Linked DNA regions of Homo sapiens: region 2 is linked to region 1. Evidence: chromatin contacts called from ENCODE Hi-C or POLR2A ChIA-PET data. All regions are on one chromosome and are shown on one strand. Each heading gives the region's core, a stretch centred on a gene start or an enhancer-like site at or near the end of the contact. The rest is flanking DNA. Distances are from core to core; before and after follow the strand shown. Region 1 overlaps MAP1B (microtubule associated protein 1B). Region 2 overlaps MRPS27 (mitochondrial ribosomal protein S27).

Region 1 (4,779 bases), core at 1,404-3,903:
CAATCTGCAGATTTTAGTCCGAAATTATATGGTGAAGGTCATCTTCCCGACCTAGGGAAAAGAGATTTTTTTTTTAAATGAACATCCTAAAAGTAACAGTAGCAGGCTTTGGGGGGAATGTCTTTGTGCAACACTGCTCATAAGGTCCCACAGCTGAGACCTGGAGACGTTTTTGTCATTTCTATTCTCATTTGTTATTCAAAGTTGACCAATGTTCTCTAAACAAAGGGAAAGGAATCTTTCCAAAAAGGACTTGATTGAAGACTAACAGAAGGGGAACCCAGAGAATCAAGAAGGGAAAGTAGACTAAATCTGACATGTTCAAGGGTTTGTATTCTTAAGAACCCGTCTTCTTCACCACCACCACCACCACCACACGCCACATATCACCCAGCTCTGTGATGTCCCACCAGGATTCAATTCCAACTTGTCATTACAAATCACCCCCACACTGACTCCAGGCCTCACTTCTGCTTGTCTTCAATTAACTTTGAGTAAGACTATATGGAAGATGGGTATCCACAGAAATGGCAAGAGACCACTGCTTCTAACACATAGTTTCAGATTTTATGTAATTAAAAGACTTTCTGCCTTTATATGAGTGGTTCTTGTCAAATCCATTGTGGTCCCTGCATGTGTGAGGTAGAGTTTCCAGCAGGAAAATGGCATGGGTGTGACATGTCCACCCTCCCTCCCCGCTCTCTCATGTGAGATCTCTGCCCATGGTGGGCAACACCATCTGCTGCTGTGTAACCCAGCACAGCTAACCCGCTGCCTCCTGTTTTTAATGGGAAGGAAACAAAAGACAAATCTGTGCAAAAAGAAGCAGCAAACACAGATCTGAAGCAAACACGAGGTGGCTCGGCAAATACTTGACTATAGTCGGGTCGGAATTTATAGAACCTGACGCCAGACATTTCCATGGTGCAATTTCCTGACTAAATTTTGTTTTCTTATTTTCACTCCTGTGACTCTAGACAGGCTTTCTTCTCAGACTTCAGTCAGCCTTGGTTTCCCTGTGGTTCCTCTGGTGGAATTGCGTTGCTGCTTCCTGTTCCAGCAGGCCCAGCAGACCCAGCAGGCCCAGCGAGCATGAGAGCAGCCTGGGGCCCACGCTGCAGCCACTGTATGTCCACAGGCTGAGCTGCACAATGTTCTCCTCACTCACAACAGTACTTCTGAACAAAAATTATTGTTTTCAAGAAACTTGGTTGATTTATAAGAAATGCTATAAAAATACCATGGGGCCAGGCACGGTGGCTCATGCCTGTAATCCCAGCATTCTGGGTGAATCACTCGAGGTCAGGAGTTCAAGACTATCCTGGCCAACATAGTAAAACCCCATCTCTACTAAAAATACAGAAACTGGCTGCGCGTGTTGGCGGGTGCCTATAATCCCAGCTACTCAGGAGGCTGAGGCAGGAGAATTGCTTGAACCCAGGAGGTGGAGGTTGCAGTGGGCCGAGATTGCGCCACTGCACTCCAGCCTGAGTGACAGAGTGAGACTCTGTCTAATAAAATAAAATAAAATAAAACAACCATGGGATTTTCCAAATGCTTTCTTTATTCTTCAGTTTTTCCTTCACAGACCTGGTGTCAGTCCACATAATGCTCAGGGTAGGAAGGGGAGTGAACGGGGTCCGACCCCAGGTTTTGCAGAACAAGGAATCCCATTTATTTCAAAGAGCTAGAGGCCAATTGCTTCACTGTGTCCCTCTCTCCACTCCTGGAGGAAAAAAACATCTACTTTTTACGTAAAAAAAAACATATCCATAGATAGGATAATTTAGGAACACACCCTGCTAGAATGCTGTTCTGGTGTGCACCTTTAGAAAGAACCACAATCTAAATACAATGTGGGATACCGCATTGGATCATGGCATGGTAAAAGGACATTCAGTGGAAAACCTGGAGAGATCAGGAAAAAATCTGCCATGTAGTTTAACTAACAGGATGTTAATTTCTTAGTTTTGATAAAAAGTAGCACGGTTATGTAAGTTGCTAACAGTAGGGGAAGCAGGGTGAAGGGGAAACAAGAACTCTCTGTACTATCTCTGCAACTGGTCTGTAAATCTAAAGTTATCTAAAAATAAAAATGTGTTTAGAAAAAGGAATCACTGTGAAATGTCAAAAGTGATTAAAAACACAACCCAGTGATGACACAATGATTATTTACTATCTAAAGAACAGGGAGGGAACTGTAAAAAACACAGAGAGAGAGGCTGGCCCCTGGGTGAGCCCAGCTCAGCACTGCCAGTTTGGGACCACACCTATTTCAGTCTCACAGAGACAGTTTTTCTTTAAAACCCTCTAAAAAATTATGAAAACAAATCCACACCCATTGTGGACAATATGGATGCCACAAATGAAGAAGCAGCAAGCAGAGGTGTCTAATCACTTTACCCAGAGACAATCATCCTTGTTCATCTTTGACCATGTTTCCTTCCAGTACTTTTTCCACATAGCCATTTTTTTACATAGTTGAGGGCACAGTGGAAACACAATATTTTGGTCCTGTTTTCTTCACTTTATGTTCTATGATCAATGACTTCCCCACTGCAATGCTTTGGACATGACTTGTTTGTTCTTGCCAAATCTCATGTTGAAATTTGATCCCCAATGTGAGGGTGTCTGAGGTGAGGCCTAGTGGGAGGGGTCTGGGTCATGGGGGCAGATCCCTCATGAATGGCTTGGTGCTGTTCTCATGAAGTGAGTTTGTCCTGGTTCTGGCAAGATGGGATTAGTTCCCAGGAGAGTGGGTTGTTATAAAGCAAGATTCTTCCTTCTGTTTGGTCCCTCTTCAAATATGCCCACTTTCACTTTGACCTTTGCCTCCATGTCTTGATGAAACACAAAAGCCCCCACCAGAAGCCAAGCAGATGCCAACGCCAGGCTTCTTGTACAGCCTGCAGATCCATGAGCCAAACCCCCTCTTTTTTTACATAAACAATCCAGCCTCAGGTATTCCTTTATAGCAACACAAAATGGACCAAGACACCCCCATTTATCCAAAGCTTTGTAAACATGGCACTCAACAGCTGCCCGCTAACTCTGCTGTGCATCACCTCCACAGCTGACCTACCCAGACACCAACTGCTGCACTATTAGGATGCAAGAAAATTATGGCTGCTTCATAAAAAAGAGTGAGATCATGTCCTTTGCAGGGACATGGATGGAGCTGGAGGCCATTATCCTTAGCAAACTAATGCAGGAACAGAACACCAAATACTGTATGTTCTCACTTACAAGTGGGAGCTAAATGATGAAAATACATGGACACATCGAGGGGAACAACACGCACTGGGGCCTATCGGAGGGTGGAGGGTGGGAGGAGGCAGAGGATCAGGAAAAATAACTAATGGGTACTAGGCTTAACACCTGGGTGATGAAATAATCTGTACAACAAACCCCCATGACACACATTTACCTATGTAACAAACCTGCATTTGTACCCTGAACTTAAAATAAAAGTTAAAAAAGAAAGTTATGGGTGCTTAAGGAAAAAATCTGTCCTATATGCAGCCCTCTCTGGGCTTAAGTTATCCCTCACTGGCAAATTAGGCAGAACAGGTAGTTCCAGAATGTTTGGGGTCATTTCGGCTTGCAGCCAGTCGGTGATGCTTAAAATATTAATACATGCCAGTTACCACCAGAGAAAAATTTAAAACATGAGAGACAAGAATGCAAATTAGGTTTTCTGAGTAATAACGGTATAAAATATTAAATGGATTCTGAGTCAGTAATTCATATCTAATAAAGTAAAAATAGCAGATATCAAGACCTAGGAAACTATGGTGCTGTTTTAAATGGGCCATTCTGTTTATATTGCACACCAAGTCAACATATTTATTTTTGTAAAAGCTAAATGGGACTTAATATCAGCCCAATTTCAAAAAATGGGTAAAAACCTAGGTATGTAAAAGATGCGGAAATGGCCTAGGCCTAGCTCTTATTCTGGAAAATGAGATCCCACATGATATACCCACTCAGACACATACACACAGCCAAATCCTAAAATAAACTTAATCCTGCTAAGGATTTTCCTCCCAGTGGCGCACTCAAGTGGCTACATCAATATTCAGGAAGAAAAACCAAATATGCATAGAGAAGCCAGCTTTGAGGAATACACTTAAATTCTTATTTCTATTTCATTTGTCCCACTTCCTCCCTCCTGGATATAGGGTGTATCTGGAAGTAGAAAATGAAGAGAAGTTCTTCCCTTTTGCCCTCACCTCCTGCCCTCATCCCCGTCCCATTTTCTCTTCCAACCCATCAGCCCACTATCTCTATGGTTCTGAATAAAAGCACAGAGGGGTGACAGAAGAGGATAGCAGTATCCCCACTGAGCAAACAGACTCTGTCCAGAGGGTGTCCTGGAGACGCTCAACAAACTGTTTAAAAATCAAGTTCTTCTCCAGCCTTAGAAGGCTGGGCCAGAGTCTTACTAATGAGCTAGTGATCTTTTCAATAAAGCCAACAAATCACCAAACGTGTCTTATAAAATTCAGTCCTCATCTGATAGATGATGAGACCATACAGTGAAACAAATGTCTATTGTGGAAAAAGAAAAACGAGATTTTGCTTACCGCCCCTCCTAAGTTTAAACAGGCTTAATTAGTACATTTTCCCGAAAGGGAATAAATCATTTAGTTAGAAACAGGAAATTTCTTTCCAAGTTAGTTTGAGGGAACAATGAGGCTTAAGACCTCAGAGGTGGTCTACTACATTAAATGGCAAAAACGGCAATTACTTTTGCACCAAACTAGTAGTTTTCTAAAA
Region 2 (4,779 bases), core at 1,659-4,158, 160 kb before region 1:
GTATACACACTTTCTTTAATCATTTGGGAGTTTGTTTCATATATTATAGCTCTTTATCCTGAATACTTCAATGTACATTACCTGAGATAAGGACATTCTATTGTATAATCATAGCACAGTTACCAACTTCGGAAATTTTGACATTAATATAATACTTTACTATTCATATCCCAGTTTTGGGAATTGACCCAATAATAGGGTCTCTCATAGCATTTTTCCTCTTCCAGTACAGGATGCTGTCTAGAATCATAGTTCCTTATCCTTTCTTTGTTTCTTATGACATTGTCCTATATATTTTTAAAGAACCCAATCTCTTTTTTTAAATAGAATATTCCTCTTTCTTGGATTTTTCTGCTATTTTCTCATTGTTATGCTTCCCCAGCCAGAATACTCTCAGTGATGTTGTGCCCCTGCCAGGGTATCACATGTGGACATACCTGATATCATATGCCTTCACTGGTGATGTCAGTTTTGATCACCTAGTCAACTGTGTCTGATTTCTCCACTGCAGAGTTACTGTTTTTCTCCCTTCTGATTAATAGGCTATTCTCGGAGAGAGACTTTAATGTAATGCAAATATGTTGTTTATCAAAAGTTTGCTCTTAGATTTGGCATCCATTCATGGCTTTAGCCTGAATCAATCTTTACTATAATGGTTGCAAAGTAATGATTTTCCAACTCTGAAAATTTCTCCAGATTTACTAGCTAACACTCAGTATTCTACTATAAGCAAGAACTCTTCCTTTTCTCTCATTTCTTTCTCATTTATCTGTTTATTATCATGCATTATGTTTAAATCATCAATTTGTGAATTTTTTAAATGATTCATTACCCTTCTCAATTATTTTGGTGGTCTAAATATCCCAGACTTGGCTGATAGAAGCCCTTTCAAGCTGGCTTCCATTTTCCCCCACCCCCCTCTTTTTTGATAACTTACTTTCTCTCATATAACAAGGTGTTTCAGGCTCACTGTGTACCCTTCCTGGCCTAGCCCTGGAATCAACCATTTCTCCAAGGAGCTCTGGTTACTTTTGGTGAGGAATGGCATTAGAAACCAAGATCTAGGTGCTAGGTGTCCTTTTGCTACTGTGAAATTTTTGCTTCTTGGCCCATTCAGTGAACAGTTCTGGAAAAAAAATGAATGCACATACACATAAACATACATGTACACATATGCATATACATATACTATATATATTTTGCAGATAATGAGTTCACACCAATCCCAAGTTCATCCCTATGGGATTCTTCTTGCCTTGCTCCAGTCCATATTTGTATCTCCCGTCTTCCATACTGACAGCCCTGGCTCCCACTAGAGACAGTGTTTTGATGTACGGGACAGTCTCAGCATTGCAGGTCATCTGAATTCCCTGTTTTCTGTCCATTAAGTGCCAGTAATGCCTTTCAGTCATTGTGACAATCAAGACCAACTTCCACATATCCTAAAATGCTCTGTAGGGCCAATACTATACTGTTCTAGTGATCAGACCAGTATGGACTCATAGTTATACAGCAAGGCGTGTTCGGATGTGCCATATGTGAATTATAAGCAAAGTGCAGTGAAGTACAGATAAGGGAATGACGAATTCCAGGAAAGCTTATTAACACTTTCCTAGGTATGTAGGGAAGATTAGGAAATGAGGCCACTAGGTTTGGTGTCTTGGTGTTGGGTATAGTCAGTCACACAAATCCAGGGAACATTGTCATGGATACCTGAGTAAGCAGTAACTGTTTGCCAAATAATGAGTATAATAATCTGCAGCGGGGCAGCACGCAGTGGCACACGCCTATAATCCCAGCACTTTGGGAGGCTGAGGTAGGCAGATCAAGTCAGGAGTTCAAGACCAGCCTGGACAACATGGTGAAACCCCGCCTCTACTAAAATTACAAAATAGCCGGGCGTGGTGGCGCACACCTGTAATCCCAGCTACAATGGAGGCTGAAGCAGGAGAATCGCTCGAACCCGGGAGGCAGAGGTTGCAGTGAGCCAGAGATCACGCCGCTGCACTACAGCCTGGGCGACAGAGCTGACTCTGTCTCAAAAAAAAAAAAGTCTGCAATGAGTAAATATCACATAGAGACATTTGTTCCCTTTCCTCAGTTAAGACTAGTTTTCTTGGAAAAGCAGTACTAGCCACCATTTACTGAATTTTTCCTGCCACCGAGACAGCTGTCCCCTCTGCCTAGAATATCTTTGTATATCCTGAATCTCTCCAGTCAGAATCGATGTTTCCTGCCCTATATTCTTTCAGCACTTTGTGCCTTCCTTGTGTATGATGTGCTGAAGTCTGCACTTGGGAGGCCGACTTCTGGGTGTCAGTCCCAGTTCTGCGGCTTTCAGCTGTCACACTCGGTTTCTGTGCCTATAAATTAGAGATGATGGTAATGCCTGCCTCTCCGTCTGACATGCAGGTGCTTCAGAAATATGTGCACTGAGGAGTCCCTAAGCCCCTTGTTTTTAGCCCTCTATAAAACGTGTGAGGTGAAATAATGTTTTGGAACTCACACTGCTTGGAACAAAGAAAGCTTTTGAGACTTTTTCCTACTGTGTACTGGAAGGTAATTATTGCCGCTTTTTTCAAAATGGACATTGTTTTCGGTTTTACTCGACGACACTACTTGTTTTCCCTCATTTTTATTTGAGCGTTTGGGTTGAGCTACTGGCACTTAGCAGGGAGGCCGCATGGTAGGGAGAGCGCCCGTGGCTCCAGCTCTGGAGATGGGACAGTAGGTGGCAGTGTGGCCCCTGCGGGAATCCGCCGCCCCGCGGGTGGAACGCGGCGAGTGGGCGCGGGGCTGTCGGGTAGCGTGCGCGCGCAGGGCCGCGCCCAGCATGTGGAGCGCTGTGATTGGGCGCCGCCAGCCGGAGGGCCGTGAGGTGCTCAAAGCGGGCTCGCTGATTGGGGGACGGAGGAGGGCCGATATGAGGCTTTCGCCGCTCCCATCCCCATTGGAGATCGAGGCAGCAAGGGACACTGCGGCGTGTGGGTGTGGGCTTCATGTGCCAGAGCGCCGTCTCCCCTGAGCCGTGCCCTGCCGGGGAGTACGGCGAGAGAGAGGTTCTGGCCTCTCGGAGTGGGCTTGCGGTTCCGGTGCCCCCTCTCTTCGTCCTCGTGGCTGATTGTGCCAGAGAGCTCCTCGGGGAGGGCCCTAGCGTGAGGGCAGTTTCCCAGCGCCGGGGCCGCGGTGGACGCCAATGCAGCTGTCTAGGACCTGCGCCCGCGGTGCGTCCAGAGGGCCCCGGCGCGAACGTCAGAACGCCGCCCCGTTCCGCGCTCTCAGCAGCCAGCCAGGGCCGCTGCCAGTTCCACCGTGGAGAGGAGGAAACCGGGCGAGAGCCTCACTTTCCTTTCCGCCCAAAAAGCTTTCTCAGTGATTGCTGTAGTACCTGAGATTCTACCATAGGATCTTCCGCCTACATTAAAGTAGTCGATTTCTTCTTTAAAATACTTTTTTATTGGAGTATAATATACATACTGAAAAGTGTGCAAGTCGTAATATAGACATTGATGAATTACCACAAAGCGAGTAAACCTGTGTAGGAAGCAAGAGCATTCCTACCGCTCCAGAAGCCCTTATTGCGGCCCCCACTTAGTCTCTCCAAAGGTAACCGGTATCCTGACTTCTAACGCCACAGATTTTTTTTTTTTAGTGTTTTAACATTTGAAGGTGTAGACACCTTGGTATAAGGAGCCCCCTTTACCCATCACCTGGCTTCAACAATTATCAGCTCTTAGTCTTTATTTTATCTTTATTACTGTTTCCCCATCCCGATGCTTTGGATAATTTTGAAGGAGATCCCAGGCAGTAAGTCATTTCATCCGTAAATATTTTGATACAGATCTCCAAAAGACAAGGGTGCTTTTCAATACCATTATCACACCTAAAATATTAATAGGGTTGTAAATATCACGAAATATCCAGTTAGTGTTCAGATATCCCTGATACTCTCTTTCTTATTTTATTTTATTTTCTTAGAGCCTTGCTCTTGTCGCCCAGGTTGGAGTGCAATGGCACGATCTCAGCTCGCTTAAACCTCCTCCTCCCAGGTTCAAGCGATTCTCCTGCCTCAGCCTCCCGAGAAGCTGGGATTACAGGCGCCCGCCACCATGCCCGGCTAATTTTTGTATTTTTAGCAGAGATGGGGTCTTGCCTTTTTGGTCATGCTGGTCTCGAACTCGTGACCTCGTGATCCGCCCACCTCGGCCTCCCCAAGTGCTGGGATTACAGGCGTGAGCCACCGCTCCTGGCTCAGGTATCCCTGATACTCTCAAATTTTTTTTTTTATGATTTGGTTGAATCAGGATTCAAATAAAGCCTCGTATAATACAATTGGTTGCTATGTGCCCCCGTTAACTCTTTCTGAATCTTTTTAATAGAAACATACAGAAGTAGAGAGAGTAGAATAAACCCCTGTGTACTGTCACCCAGCTCCAGCAATTATCAATTCCCTACCAGTGTTGTTTCATCAACTCCCCACCTGTTCACCAGATTACTTTTTAACAAACTTAATTATCGGGGTTTTTTTATATGTACTTTGATATGTACCTCTAAAAGATAAGGATTTTTAAAAACGTAATTAATCATACTATTCTAAAAAACTAGTACTTCTGTAATATTAAATATTCCATTAATGTTCACATTTTCCCAAATGTCTTATAAATTTCTTTTTAATTTAGTTTGTTGAAATGTGATCTAGATAAGGTCCATACCTTGCAATGTGTTGAGTTGTCTCAACTATCTTAGTTTGTAAGTTTTTTGCAATTTATTTATTGAACA

What was found. Hi-C counts contacts between places; a loop is a spot of excess contacts on that map. ChIA-PET counts read pairs that join two places held with the same protein, here RNA polymerase II (POLR2A). Pooled maps may share reads with other maps.
Region 2: a loop to region 1 is called in a map of ascending aorta, with 3 times the contacts of the local background. The contact joins two enhancer-like sites. A Hi-C loop is called at or near these places in 30 of 168 maps with a recorded cell type or tissue (GM12878, HAP-1, IMR-90 and 19 more) and 9 of 50 pooled maps. POLR2A ChIA-PET finds 5 or more read pairs at or near these places in 5 of 52 experiments (AG04449, HEK293, SK-N-SH and 2 more).

The regions. Positions count from the first base shown.
Region 1 is chr5:72,149,200-72,153,978 of GRCh38, reverse strand. The region is part of intron 2 of MAP1B (microtubule associated protein 1B); the gene reads right to left. Among named protein-coding and RNA genes, the nearest start is that of MIR4803, 18 kb to the left of the region's middle. Within about 2 kb of position 2,653, at least 4 of the 41 ENCODE cell types and tissues checked have a DNase peak (open chromatin) inside an H3K27ac peak, as active enhancers do; they include ascending aorta, where a contact is called at or near this core.
Region 2 is chr5:72,306,545-72,311,323 of GRCh38, reverse strand. The region is part of intron 2 of MRPS27 (mitochondrial ribosomal protein S27); the gene reads left to right. Among named protein-coding and RNA genes, the nearest start is that of MRPS27, 11 kb to the left of the region's middle. RefSeq lists a silencer at 2,623-2,912 and an enhancer at 2,963-3,212. Within about 2 kb of position 2,908, at least 40 of the 41 ENCODE cell types and tissues checked have a DNase peak (open chromatin) inside an H3K27ac peak, as active enhancers do; they include ascending aorta, where a contact is called at or near this core.